Linked DNA regions of Homo sapiens: region 1 is linked to region 2. Evidence: read pairs that join two places in POLR2A ChIA-PET (ENCODE). Cell type or tissue: PC-9. All regions are shown on one strand. Each heading gives the region's core, and the rest is flanking DNA. Links, peaks and the distances in the headings are about the cores only.

The links. ChIA-PET counts read pairs that join two places held together with the same protein. Peaks named below come from ENCODE experiments on the same cell type or tissue, not always from the same donor. Only the 100,000 strongest peaks of a DNase experiment are listed, where the experiment ranks them.
Region 1: POLR2A ChIA-PET joins it to region 2 with 5 read pairs; 2 of 35 experiments call an interaction of 5 or more read pairs at or near these places.

The regions. Positions count from the first base shown.
Region 1 is chr14:102,532,034-102,539,272 of GRCh38, reverse strand. No RefSeq gene overlaps it. Among named protein-coding and RNA genes, the nearest start is that of MIR4309, 4.0 kb to the left of the region's middle. In PC-9, for the core only: no CTCF peak of the experiment used is centred there; no DNase peak of the experiment used is centred there; H3K27ac peaks cover 182 bases.
Region 2 is chr14:102,821,643-102,828,881 of GRCh38, reverse strand. All of the region lies in intron 1 of TRAF3 (TNF receptor associated factor 3), which reads right to left. Among named protein-coding and RNA genes, the nearest start is that of TRAF3, 48 kb to the right of the region's middle. RefSeq lists an enhancer at 317-816. In PC-9, for the core only: no CTCF peak of the experiment used is centred there; DNase peaks (open chromatin) are centred at 1,401 and 3,921; H3K27ac peaks cover 563 bases.

The DNA.
Region 1 (7,239 bases), core at 1,437-6,436, 290 kb after region 2:
CCGGGTCGGCTGAGGGCAGGGCCTGGTGACAGTTTCCGGTGTGTCCTCCGCAACAGCCTTCTCAGGCTCTCACCCTCACCCCACCCCAGAGTCTCTGTACACCCCTGCTTGGACAGCTGGGGGGCACATAGAGCATGACTCCGGCCCACCAGGGCCAGGGTGGGGGCTGCACCCCAAATGCCTTTGGCCTGAGTCCTCTAGCGGTTGGGAGGAGCCACCCTGACAGGGGCATCAGGTGATGTCCTAATTGCATCCAGTTAGGATCCAGTAGGCCTCAGTGGGCCCCAATAGCAGCTGGGGCCAGGCCTGGAGGAGGGGATCTGAGCCCTGGGCCGGCCGGGCAGCTACGCAGGACTCTGCGGGGCCGGGCATGGCCTGGCGTTTCACACGACCCAGTCCCATCCCTGGGCCTCAGTCTTCTGTGTGTGGAACAGGAACACCCCCTTGAGGGCTGTGGTGAGGACCCGATGATACTGGCGAAGTGCCCTGGGCCCAGCTGGCCCTCCTGTCTTGGTCCCGGGGCATGGTGGGAAGGGAGCTGGGGGGCAGAGTGTGGCAGGGTCATCCCCCTCCTGACTTCCTGGCGTGGCATTGAGTTGGGAAAGGTTGCAAAGGGGTGAGCTCTCCTGAACTGGTGGCCCAGGCAGCTGGGGAGGGGCAGCACAGCGCAGAGTGCCCCTGCTGGGTGCTGGGTGGGGCACCAGTGTCCAGAACGCTCAACACAGCCCTCCCCTTGGGGCTGCAAGGCCCCCACCCCATATTAGCCTGGCAGCACTGGGGATGTGGCACCAACACCTTCCAGTGGAAGTGTCTGTGACGGGAGGTGAAGGCTGGGTATTTAAACATCTGGAACCAGCTCTGAAGGCCAGGCCCGCTGTGGGGGGTTTGGGTTCCAGCCAGCCGCGCAGCGTGGGAAGGATCACAGCAGTGTGGGCCAGTGGAGAGCGGTGGCTGGCTCCAAGTACAGATTCTGCCTCAGTTTCTCCATGGGTGTCTTGGGGGCTGGTCTTCCTCAGCCCCAGCTGCCTGCCCTTCTCGCCCCCCCACAGCTCATTTCTGCAGGTGGCCCTCCCTCCAGCCCCGGCTGGGCCCCTTCCCTGTGGCTGAGTTACCCCCGGCCTGCCCCTGCCAGTGGGGCTCCTGCTCCCACGGGGGCATCCTTCACACATTTTTTCCCAAACCGCCCCTCTCCCGCGTCATCACAGCTCCTTGGATTTACATCGGCCAGAGCAGCAGGCCTGGGCCTCCTGTTCACCAGCCATCCCTGTCACTGAAGCTGGTGTGCCCTGGGGCAGGGTCAGGGATGTGGCACAGAAGGCTGCCCGGCAAGTGCCTGAGGAAAGAGGGAAAGTCTGAATGCACAGAAACAAACACATCAACAGATGCTATTCACAGCTCACGAGAATCCCATGATATCCCCATTTACAGAAGTAGTGGGCACAGAGAGGTTAAGCAACTTGCCTGGAGTCACACAGCCTGGAAGTGGCAGAGCTGGGATTTGAAGTCAGATGAGTGACAGCCTTCAGCAGCAGGCCCTTTCCCTGAAAAATGGGACCTCCTGGAGGCTGGATAAGGCCTCAGTGGAGACACTGTGGCCCTCACAGCAAGTCTGACAGACACACAAACAGAGACTTCAGGTCTTGCCCTGGGAGGAGAAGGAGCTGGCCCTGCTTCCTCTCCTGCCTGGGGAAGGATGTGCACACACCAGGAAGCCACCAAGAGGGGCTCAGATCCCAGCAGGTTTGCCCTTGGCCTGGGCCCCAGACCCCCCTGTGGTCCTAGGTCTGAGGACCTGCCTGGGGACAGGGCTGGGCCGCTGGTCCCAGGGCCTTGCAGCCCCAAGGGGAGGGCTGTGTTGGGCATCCTTGAAACTGGTGCCCCACCCAGCACCCTGACGTACTCCCCTGGGGGTCAGCTCTCCACAGCAGCTGAGGTTGGAGGGCTTAGGGGCCCCAGAAGTGCCTTGCCGGTCAGTCACCCTCAGAGCACCAGGGAGGACTCTCCCAGGAGCTTATTAGAAATGGAGGGTCCAGCCGGGCGCAGTGGCTCACACCTGTAATCCCAGCACTTTGGGAGGCCGAGGCGGGAGGATCACGCGATCAGGAAATCAAGAACATCCTGGCTAATACGGTGAAACCCAGTCTCTACTAAAAATACAGAAAATTAGCCAGGTGTGGTGGCAGGCGACTGTAGTCCTAGCTACTCGAGAGGCTGAGGCAGGAGAATGGCATGAACCCGGGAGGCGGAGCTTGCAGTGAGCTGAGATCGCACCACTGCACTCCAGCCTGGGTGACAGAGCGAGACTCCATCTCAAAAAAAAAAAAAAAAAAAAAAAAAAGAAATGGAGGGTCCTGGCCAGGCACCGTGGCTCACGCCTGTAATCCCAGCACTTTGGGAGGCCAAGGCGGGCAGATCACAAGGTCAGGAGTTCGAGACCAGCCTGGGCGACATGGTGAAACCCCTGTCTCTACTAAAAATACAAAAATTAGCCAGGCATGGTGGCGCAGGCCTGTAATCCCAGCTACTCAGGAGGCTGAGGCAGGAGAATCACTTGAACCTGGGAGGCAGAGGTTGCAGTGAGCCGAGATTGCGCCACTGCACTCCAGCCTGGGCAACAGAATCGAAACTCCATCTCAAAAAAAAAAGAAAGAAAGAAACAAGCCCCTGAACTCTGCTCCCTCTCCTGTCTCCAACTCACGAGGAGGAGCAGGCAGGCTCGTGGCTTATCTGCAAGGCTGTTGTAGTCGGGCGGGTCGGGGGACATAGGGTAATCCCTCCAGCGTCCTATCGATGTCCCTGGTCACCCTCCGCAGTGATTGCACGAAGAGCTTTCACTGAGCACTCCAGCTGTCCCGAGAGCTGTCAGGGGATCTCACCTGCTCAGGACTCCTCGTTTTGCAGTGGAGGAAAGTGAGGCACAGAGAAGTTATGTAATTTGTCTAGAAGTATGTAACACAGCTGGCATGCATAGGAGCCGGGATTCGAACCCAAGCCATCAGGCCCAGAACCCCTGCTCTTAACCATGAAAGTTATATGTCTTCTTGTGTAAAACAGCTGGAGCCCCCATCACGCGACAGGGAGAATGGCCATCTTTCTTCCCTGGGTCCTACAGGAAGTCCAGGCACCCCAGGGGCTTCCTCCATTCTGAAGAAAGACTAGGAAAACCTCTGTCCCAGGACACCCTTCTCTGCCGCCCACTGCCCGGCTGCTGGGGCTGCCTCACTGAGGTAGGTGTCAAGGGCACAGGAGGGGAGGGGTGCTCCCAGGGCCTGGCTGCCAGGGAATTTACATGCCCTAGAGTCACAATGCTTCATCTGGCTGGGAGCAGTGGCTCACGCCTGTAATCCCAGCACTTTGGGAGGCCGAGGCAGGTGGATCACGAGGTCAGGAGATCGAGACCATCCTGGCTAACAGGGTGAAACCCCGTCTCTACTAAAAATACAAAAAATTAGCCGGGCGTGATGGTGGGCGCCTGTAGTCCCAGCTACTTGGGAAGCTGAGGCAGGAGAAGGGCATGAACCCGGGAGGCAGAGCTTGCAGTGAACTGAGATCACGCCACTGCACTCCAGCCTGGGCAACAGGGCGAGACTCCATCGCAAAAAAAAAAAAAAAAAAAAAGAAAGAAAGAAAAAAGGAAAAAACAAGGCTTCATCTGCCCTTGCTGAAGTCTCCCCTTCCCCAGCACTCCCTCCACAGGCCTGGATCACAACCACATCCCCCTGCAGTTTCCCCAGTGCCTCTCCCCTCCCTGCCTGCCCCTCAGAGGGGTCAGGGCAGCAAGTAGCCTTGCAGGAAGGAACAGGGTGGCCTGGGGGCTCCTAGAGAGTCTCCCCCGAGCCACAGACTATCCACTCCAGCAAGGCATCCAGGCTCCCGTGTCACCAGAGGACAGATCGTTTTTTGTTTGTTTGTTTGAGACAGAGTCTTGTTCTGTCACCCAGGCTGGAGTGCAGTGGCGCAATCTCAGCTCACCGCAACCTCTGCCTCCTGGGTTCAAATGATTCTCCTGCCTCAGCCTCCCGAGTAGCTGGGATTACAGGCATGCGCCACCACGCCTGGCTAATTTTTGTATTTTTAGTAGACACGGGGGTTTCACCATGTCGCCCAGGCTGGTCTCGAACTCCTGACCTTGTGATCTGCCCGCCTCGGCTTCCCGAAGTGCTGGGATTACAGGCGTGAGACAAAACACCTGCCCCCCCCCTTTTTTTTTTCTCTGAGATACAGTCTCTGTTGCCCAGGATGGAGTGCAGTGGTGCCATCTCGGCTCACTGCAACCTCCACCTCCCGGTTCAAGTGATTCTCCTGCCTCAGCCTCAATAATAGCTGGGATTACAGGCACCTGCCACCATGCCCAGCTAATTTTTGTATTTTTAGTAGATATGGGGTTTCACCATGTTGGGCAGGCTGGTCTCGAACTCCCGACCTCAGGTGGGCCCACCTCAGCCTCACAAAGTGCTGGGATTACAGGCTAAGCCACCGCGTCTGGCCCAGTTTTTTTGTTTGTTTGCTTTTGTTTTTGAGACTGAGTCTCACTCTGTCGCCCAGGCTGGAGCGCAGTGGCGCGATCTTGGCTCACTGCGAGATCTGCCTCCTGGGTTCATGCCATTCTCTTGCCTCAGTCTCCCGAGTAGCTGGGACTACAGGTGTCCGCCACCACATCTGGCGAATTTTTTTTTTGTATTATTAGTAGAGACGGGGTTTCACTGTGTTAGCCAGGATGGTCTCGATCTGCTGACCTTGTGATCTACCCGTCTTGGCCTCCCAAAGTGCTGGGATTACAGGTGTGAGCCACCGCGCCCAGCCTGGCCCGGTTTTTGTAAATAAGTAAATATACATCTTTTTTTTTTTTTTTTTTGAGACAGAGTCTCGCTCTGTCACCCAGGCTGGAGTGCAGTGGCGCGATCTCAGCTCACCACAAGCTCTGCCTCCTGGGTTCACGCTATTCTCCTGCCTCAGCCTCCCGAGTAGCTGGGACTACAGGTGCCCGCCACCACGCCGGGCTGAGTTTTTGTATTTTTAGTAGAGACGGGGTTTCACCGTGTTAGCCAAGGTGGTCTCGATCTCCTGACCTCGTGATCCTCCCGCCGTGGCCTCCCAAAGTGCTGGGATTACAGGCCACCGTGCCCGGCAATTTACATATATTTTTTGCAGAGAGGGAGTATCGCCATGTTGCCCAGGCTGGTCTTGAACTCCTGTGCTGAAGGGATCCTCCCATCTCAGTCTCCCAAAGTGTTGAGTTGTGTGAACCAGAGCAACTCCATCTTGAGCAGGGGCTGAGTAAAATGAAGCTGAGACCTACTGGGCTGCAATCCCAGGAGGTTAAGACATTCTAAGTCACAGGATGAGATAGGAGGTCGGCACAAGATACAGGTCACAAAGACTTTGCTGATGAAACAGGCTGCAGTAAAGAAGCTGGCCAACACCCACCAAAACCAAGATGGCGATTAAGAGTGACCTCAGGGCGTCCTCACTGCTACACTCCCACCAGCACCATGAAAGTTTACAAATGCCATGGCAACGTCAGGAAGTTACCCTATATGGTCTAAAATGGGGAGGCATGAATAATACACCCTCTATTTAGCATGTAATCAAGAAATAACCATAAAAATGGGCAAGCTTGGCCAGGCATGGTGGCTTAGGCCTGTAATCCCAGCACTTTGGGAGGCCAAGGCAGGGAGATCATCTGAGGTCAGGAGTTCTAGACCAGACAGGCCAACATGGGGAAACCCCGTCTCTACTAAAAATACAAAAAGTTAGCCAGGCGTGGTGGCTCATGCCTGTAATCCCAACTGCTCTGGAGGCTGAGGCAGGAGAATCGCTTGAATACAGCAGGCAGAGGTTGCAGGGAGCCAAGATCATGCCACTGCACTCCAGCCTGGGAAACAGAGGGAGACTCCATCTTAGAAACAAACAAACAAAAGGGCAACTAGCTGCCTTCGGACCTGCTCTGCCTTAGCCATTCTTTTTTTTTTTGAGATGGAGTCTTGCTCTGTTGCCCAGTCTGGAGTGCAGTGGCACAGTCTGGGCTCACTGCAACCTCTGTCTCTTGGGTTCAAGAGATTCTCCTGCCTCAGCCTCCCGAGTAGCTGGGATTACAGGTGCCTGCCACCATGCCCGGCTAATTTTTTGTATTTTTAGCAGAGGCATGATTTCTCCATGTTGGCCAGGCTCGTCTTGAACTCCTGACCTTGTGATCTGCCTGCCTCAGCCTCCCAAATTGTTGGGATTATAGGCATGAGCCACCGCGCCCAGCCCAGAACAGGCAACATTTTTTTTTTTTTTTTTTTGAGACGGAGTCTCACTCTGTCGCCAGGGCTGGAGTGCAGTGGCGCGATCTTGGCTCACTGCAACCTCCGCCTCCTGGGTTCAAGCGATTCTCCTGCCTCAGCCTCCCAAGTTGCTGGGATTACATGTGCCTGTCATTATGCCCAGGTAATTTTTTTGTATTTTTAGTAGAGACGGGGTTTCACCGTGTTGGCCAGGCTGCTCTCGAACTCCTGACCTGGAGATTCACTCGCCTCGGCCTCCTAAAGTGCTGGGATTACAGGCGTTAGCCACCGTGCCTGGCCAGGCAACTTTTAAACCCAAGCAGCTTCTGTTCTTGTCTTTGACCACCCTGGGCTCCCTGCGCCAGAGTCTCAAAATGTCAAGGCAGGGAGTGTCCTTGGAGATGATCTTTCTACATCCTCATTTCAAAGACAGGCAGGAGCTCAGAGAGGTGAAGGGATTTGCCCAAGGACACACAGCTTCTCAGTGATTACATCAGCTATTGCTCACGGTCCTCCACTTCCACTCCCCACCTCCACCTCCCACAGAGATCCAAGGGATTAGAAGCTGATATTTTATCAGGGCATTTGCTGCCTGGAATTAAGACATTTCCCAGCCTCCCTTACACATAGGTGTGGCCATGTGACTAATTTTTGGCCTCAATGTAAGGAGTGTGTTTGACTTCATAAAGAGTTCTTAAAGGGAAAGGCACACTCTACTCCCTTCTCACTTCTGGGAATGCAGATAAAATGGCAGGAGTTTCAGCAACCATTTTGAACACGAAGTGATCTCAGAAATGAAAACTATTCATGTGGCCCAGTGCAGTGGCTCATGCCTGTAATCCCAGCACTTTGGGAGGCTGAGGCGGGTGGATCACCTGAGGTCAGGAGTTCAAGACCAGCCTGGCCAACATGGCAAAACCCCGTCTCTACTAAAAATACAAAAATTAGCCAGGCATGGTGGTGGGCGCCT
Region 2 (7,239 bases), core at 836-5,835:
AATGAATATATTCTATGCGTATCTACACCTCTGAAACCAACTACGTTTAGCAAATCAAAGAAAAAGCAGATCTCTTCAAAGAACATCTTCAATAATTCACTTATATAGGGCATTTGTCAAGACTAAATAAGATAAGTCTTCAAACGTCAAAAGGGTCATTAACAAGAAATAAAGTTTTATTTCTTAGGTTCAAAAGAGGTCTATTCAATCATAATTCTTTACCTTGATTAGGGATATTCATAAACATTTAAAATACATATATGCATGATCTGTAAAGTCCCTTACCTTCTTATAATCCACCATCTGAACACAGAGATGAAAACAAAATTATCGTGCACAAACTGCAAAGACATCTTCAGCTTCACGTTCCCAGGAAGCCCACTGCATCAGTAAGTTGACAGAGCTGCTGCAGGACATGCTGTGCCAGCCACAGCATTCACAGAATCGCGTACGTTCTAATCACTAAACTGCCAGGTCCGGAGGAGTATTACCTTCATTATCTCCTCCTTCCGACTGCAGGCAACAGTCAGCAGTTGTGAAGGGGAGCAAAAGGCTTCACCACGAGTTGTTTCCATATTAACAAGGACTTTGGTAACCGCTGCATTGCAGTCTTTCTGAAAGCTACCAACCTCAGAAGCAAAAGCGCTGGAGAGAGACTCTCTGGCACAGGAAGCAGTCTTTCCAATCACGAAGATTTTTAAAGAATCTTTAAAAAATGCTGTGAACACCTGAGGCTTCTTCTAGATTTCCTACCTGTCTCCTAGAGGTTGACTGGTTTGTGTTTTTTACTGGAGGATGGCTGTGACAACTGGCCGTGCGGGGTGGGAATGCGGAAACGAGTGCGCTGTGCGCTACGACGCCCCCTCTCCGGGCTCAGGTACGCCCTGCGGGAATCTGCACATCTGCTGCTTAGCACCAGACTCAAAGCCCCTGCTGAGGGGCTCCTGGGAATGAGCCATGATTTCCATTCCAGAAAACCAAGTACAGCAAGCACTTCCAGGTCCTCTGTGGGCAGCAATCACTGAACACCCAGCCACCTTCACAGTGTGGTAACAACCATTACGTGGTCAGAGCACTTGAAATATTAAACCACTGACCATAGAACCAAATCAGGAAAAAGAGGCTTCTGAAATAGTAGCACGCTTAGTAAATGACCTTTGGTTTTCATTCATTCATGCAATACTAAGTTTAGTGAGCACTGACCATGTGCTGTATATAAAAAGAATATTCAAATGGAGCATCCCTAATCCAAAAATCCAAACTGCTCCAAAATCCGAAACTTTCTGAGTACCAACATACCACCACAAGAGGAAAATTCCCCAACTGACCTCACGTGACGGGTCACAGTCAAAACTCTGTTTCATGCACAAAATATTTAAGAATATTGCATAAAATTACCTTCAGGCTATGTGTATAAGGTGTATATGAAAAGAATTTTGTGTTTACACTTAAGTCTCATCCCCAAGATATCCAATTATGCATATTCAAATATGCCAAAATCCGAAAAGATCAGAATCTGAAACACTTCTAGTCCCAAGCATTTCAGATAAGGGATACTCAATCTGACTGTGGGGAACCGCCGTCAGGGCGGGCACCGGTGCTCTAGGAGGAAGAGTCATGGAAAACACACCATCATGCGTGGTGGAGGAGGGCTTGGCACCGCACAGGAGGAAGAACCCGGGCCCGAGTGCACCTCCAGGACAAGGTTCTGTGAGAAAGGAACATTGAAAAGGGGCTGAAGGACGTGGACTCAGCTGGACTACAGGGAGGGCCAGGGGGAGAACACCCTCCAGATGGCTGTACACATTCCTCAGCAGGTGCGGGAGGTCCTCTGCAAGGGGACCTTGCACGCCTGTGGCCGGAGCCCGTCCCTCCCTCACAGCAGCCCGGAGCAGGTACAGCCACCGCCACCACCACTGACAGAGCCTATGTCTGGGACCTGAGGCCTCCATTTGCCCAAGGCACATGGTGACCACGGGGAGGCACCAGGGCATGGACACAGCAGGGCAGCTCTGTGTTGTGCGACCTCACCACGCCGCCACCCATAAGTAACAGCTGTCCTTTGGCAGCCCTGGCACCCCTGACAGAGGTGACAGTCCACGCGGCCTCTGCTCAGATGGTTTTCTTCCACCCTATGTCCAGAGCCCAGCCGGACCCTGAACAGGTGTGAGGTGAAGGACTGCACGAATGAATAAACAAATTAAAGAATCTACTGGTCACTCCCCAATTCTAGTAACAGGAAATGACATGTCAGACCTCTGCCAATGTTATGCTGTTCTCTGATGAAAATGGCCCTTCTTTGCCTTGTCTCTGGCTACCTAACCTACTTCACATCTCAGGCTCTGGAATCTTCTCCTCCAGGACGTCTTCACTGACTCCCTTCCCACCCCTGGCAGCAAGGCCCTTTCCCTGAGCTCCCCCGACCTCCAGCAGCTCCCATGCTGTCCTGAAGCGGCGGCTCTGCAGCTGCCCCCGCACAGAAGCCCTGCAGTGGCGGTCAGGGTGGTATCTGCGGTGCTCAACGTGTTCCTTCTGCTGCCACATTCCTGGAGGACTCACCACATGTCAGCCACCTGCTCCACACGCACAACTCACTTGTTCCTCTGTGAGGCGGCTCCACCAGACAGACGAGGATGCTGAGGCACAGTCAGTTCAAGCAGAAGAGCCAGGATTTACACCCAGGAACCAGCCTCCTCCAGCCACATCCTAACCTCCCCTTCTGCTTTTGTAGATACCCAAAACAGAGTTCACTGACACCAACTGGAAAAGACGTTGTTACCTCACGGGGGTGGGAGGGATTCGAGTTACAGAAAAACTTTTAAGGAAATACAGCAGTCTTCCTCCCCCATCCTTCCCTCTTACTGTGAGATATGAATGAATGAACACATTTGGCCACAGCAGACATGCCTCCGCGTAAATTCCTGACAGGGAACACCTACGGCCTACAGGAGATGAGGAGAGAAGAGAAGGCACAAAGAGGTAGCGTGAGGTGGTTTCCTTTTGCCATCACCGTGCTTCAGAGAGACTCACTCAAGCAGTTTAAAAGCCTCAGAGGAACTTTCATCAAGCGCTTCTAGACGTATTTAGGTGCCACTCTGGGCACTCCCCACAGAAGTTCCAGAAGAACTCTGACTTTCAAGTCAGGGATCAAGGCTTGTTCTCTGTGGCAGCGCCACTCTCACCAGCCTCCAGTGGTGGCAGCGCTGCAGGATGACTCTTCCCCCATTGATCTGTCCGTCCTGTGACGCTGACCCACACGGCCAGAAGCCCAAGCGTAGCCTGAGTGGGCTCTCCGTGGGGGATCTCGAGCAGTGGGAAGGTCCCACACCAACACTCTTGTGCCTCCTGGAACAGCCAGCGCCTACAGAGGAGGGCCCCACAGCTGGCCCAGGGCTGAAGGGAGTGTCCACTGGTGGGAAGAGACGGGCAGGGGCGCAACCTGCCTCCAAGGGGTGGCAGAAGGTCCCAGAAGGAGCACACCACAGGACCCTTCCAACTGCCTCTCAATTCGACCATCTGATTAAGGGCAGCAAGGTTTGGTGCACGGGTGCCAGGTCCCCGCAGGCCTGTGAAGGTGGCTTCCTACTGTCTCCAGTTTACAGTTGAGGTGGCAGCGAGGCTTTAACAGGAGAAATCACTTTCCAAGTGCACCAGTGGGTGCTCCAGCAAAGCTGCTTGGCTCTGAGCGGCCTGACGCTTTGGACTTGGCATGACCTCCTCCTGGCGAAGGCACGGCCCGGTGTCCTCACAGCGTGGGCAGAGCAGAAAGGGCATGCTGCCTCCCTCTGGCACTGACTCCTCCTAACCAACCGCTCACTCCTTCTGGATCCCAGATTCCTTGTCTAAGAAAGGAGTAAGACCTATCCTACAAACCACATGATGTTGATTTTCAACTGACTGAATGCATTCTCTTTCTGCAGGAAGAGAATCGTGTCTACTCACAATTCACATGAGTCACCTGGTGTGTAAAAGGATTAGCTGTCTCAAAATGTAAGGCATGACTGTTACCAAATAGAGCCACAAGGCACTCAGTAATATTTTCAACCTTAATTCAGCTTAGATATATGATGAGAGACCTACAGGGCTCTTACCATTAACTAGAATGACCATGGCAAATCCTGCCCCTTTATTAAATAGTAGTAATGAAATTAGTAATTTAGCTCAGGCAGACTAGCTAACATCATTAACGCGCATTTACATGAATTTGATGCAAACTATGGAAACATCCCAATAGGTCTCATTTAGACACTTAAAATGCTAAAGGGCAACCCTACTATCTGCAGGTATTTTTCACTTCAAAAACAGGCAACTCAGTCACCAAAATTAACAAGAAAAAATCCAAGTAATCGGCATTCCGCCTGAAGGGAAAACATAGACAAATCATTCATATTCACTCTAGGTGCCACTGGGGCCACAGAACAAAGGATGTCCCCAAGAGGAAGCAGAGAGAAGAAAAATAATATAAAATACACACAAAATTTATTTGGCTTAGATACATACTTATTTACCAAAAATCTATACAGGATAAGACCATTTCATGACCACCAGATGTGATCTGGTCTTAGGAAGGAAAGAGACTGCAATTCTGCCTGTTTCTCTAGGCAACAGAGGGTCTCAGGGGCTTTAAACATGACACAAGAAGTCGCTAGGTCAGCAACAAAGGTCAAACAAGCCCCAGTCACAAGTAGCAAACTGTCTGTACAAACATAAATGGGAATCTGAACTGTAGGTAAAAGAAGCAGCAAAAGCAGATACAAACAACCTAGGTATATTCCCAAGAGAAATGACATGTCCACACAAAAACCTGTACATGAATGTTCACAGCAGCGCTATCACACAACAGCCAAAAAGTAGAAACAACCCAAACGTCTATCAATGGACTAACAAATACATAAAATGTGGAACATCCACACAATGGAATAATATTCGACATTAACAAGGAACAACCGATGCATACATGCACAATATGAATGAAAATATGGTGCTTAGTGACAGAGACTGCACACAGAAAACACATCCTGTCAACCGCATTTCCATAGAATGTCCAAAGTAGGCAATGGCTGCACAACTCTGTGAATATACTAAAAACCACAGACATGGACACTTTAAATAGGTAATTGTATGGAATGTGACGATTTCAATAAAGTTATTTTTTAAAAGCGGACACAATCAAGCCAAAGGCCAAACATCCAATAGACACCACTTAATGAGATGCAGGTCACCCAATCAATTAAAAAACAACAAGAAAACGTTACTGCAAGTTTCCACTATGCCAAAAGATGCATTACTTTTGGGGTACTCCTTCCAAAAATGTTAAATAAGCTTCTCACTAGTCAAAACAATTCATAATTCCTGTGAGAACTCCCCCTCTCCCAAATCTAAAAGTTCAACAACTTCTCAAGAAAAAAGTTGATCTTAATTTTAATATAAAATATAAGTCACATATTTGTGCAAATGTAGCACTTTTAATCATGAGGGAGAGGTGTCGCTATGGAACTTATCAACACTCTCCCCCAAGAAAGTATTCATTTACTTGATTCTGTCTACTATGAAATAAATAATACCTGAATCTTTAAGACCCAGAAACATTTCAGAAGGTTTGAGGTCAAAGAAAACACATTAACTCAACATAATGCTCACAAGAACGAAAATAAGCCTATGCATAAAATAAACAACTAAATGATGGTGGAAAGACCACATTCCCTAAACCTAACAAAAGCTCCCCGCTCATTCCCACCCACTGCCATCTGTCTACCTCAAACTCTTCAACAACCCAACTCACAGAAAGCACCTAGTCAATGTGGTAACATAAGCACAATCCTGTAATTGGCTCAAATCATCATTACAATAACATGTGTTTCTTTTTTTTTTTTTTGAGATGGAGTTTCACTCTTGTTGCCTAGGCTGGAGTGCAATGGCGTGATCTCGGCTCACCGCAACCTCTGCCTCCCGGGTTCAAGCAACTCTCCTGCCTCAGCCTCCCCAGTAGCTGGAATTACAGGCATGTGCCACCATGCCCGGCTAATTTTGTATTTTTAGTAGAGACAGGGTTTCTCCATGTTGGTCAGGCTGGGTCTCGAACTCCTGACCTCAGGTGATCCACCCGCCTTCACCTCCCAAAGTGCTGGGATTACAGGCATAAGCCACAGCGCCCGGCCAGCATGTGTTTCTGTTTTCCGCAGGAAGAGAATCATGTCGACTCACAATTCACAATGAGTCAACCGGTGTGTAAAATATTTTACATAATGGGAAAATTTATTGTGACCCAAAAGTTCAGTGTGTTCTCATTAAGTTACCAGAAATTACAGATGTGAAGATACTCCTGTTAACTTAACCAAAATCAAGAAAAGAAACTACTTTAGATACGCACACATTTTCAGTTTGGTAGATCTGATTCTTTTTATGATACTGCATTTCAAGTTACTCAGATTGGTAAATTCATAGCTTAAATACTAAATAGAGAAAATCTGCATATTGACAACATAGGTAATTTAAGACTGGTTTTGGCACTGCGTCACTTACTACCTATATAGCTAAGCTCTGTCAAAACCTGACAGGGACAGCTTCAGTTTTTGTAAATACTCGCATGGTGAAATGGTTTTTCCAAAGTTATGATACCATCTAAAGTGCTAATGGAGCCTTCCCATTGTGCTTCACGGTGAATAACATATTTCTGTGGAAAATCTTATAGTGTTGCATCCATTTAACATTTTCCCAGAATACATTCAGGTTTTTTTAATCCCGAAGAAAACATTTAAACAATTAAAACACATAAAATTTTTCTATTATGACCTTTTAAAAAACCCTCAGTCTTTTATTTTATTGTATTTTATTTTATTTGAGATGGAGTCTCACTCTGTCATCCAGGCTGGAGTGCAGTGGCACAATCTTGGCTCACTGCAACCTCCGCCTCCAGGGTTCAAGCAATTCTTTTGTCTCAGCCTCTCGAATAGCTAGGATTACAGGCACACGCCACCACACCCGGCTAATTTTTATATTTTTAGTAGAGACTGGGTTTCACCATATTGGCCAGGCTGGTCTCGAACTCCCGACCTCATGATCTGCCTGCCTCGGGCTCCCAAAGTGCTGGGATTACAGGCGTGAGCCACCGTGCCCGGCCACAAAACCCTGAGTATTTAAAGGCCACACTTGGAAACGGACATGTTTATGCATGCAATACAGATGCAAACATTTTAAACTACATAATCCACTGATACACACACACTAAGAAATCAAACA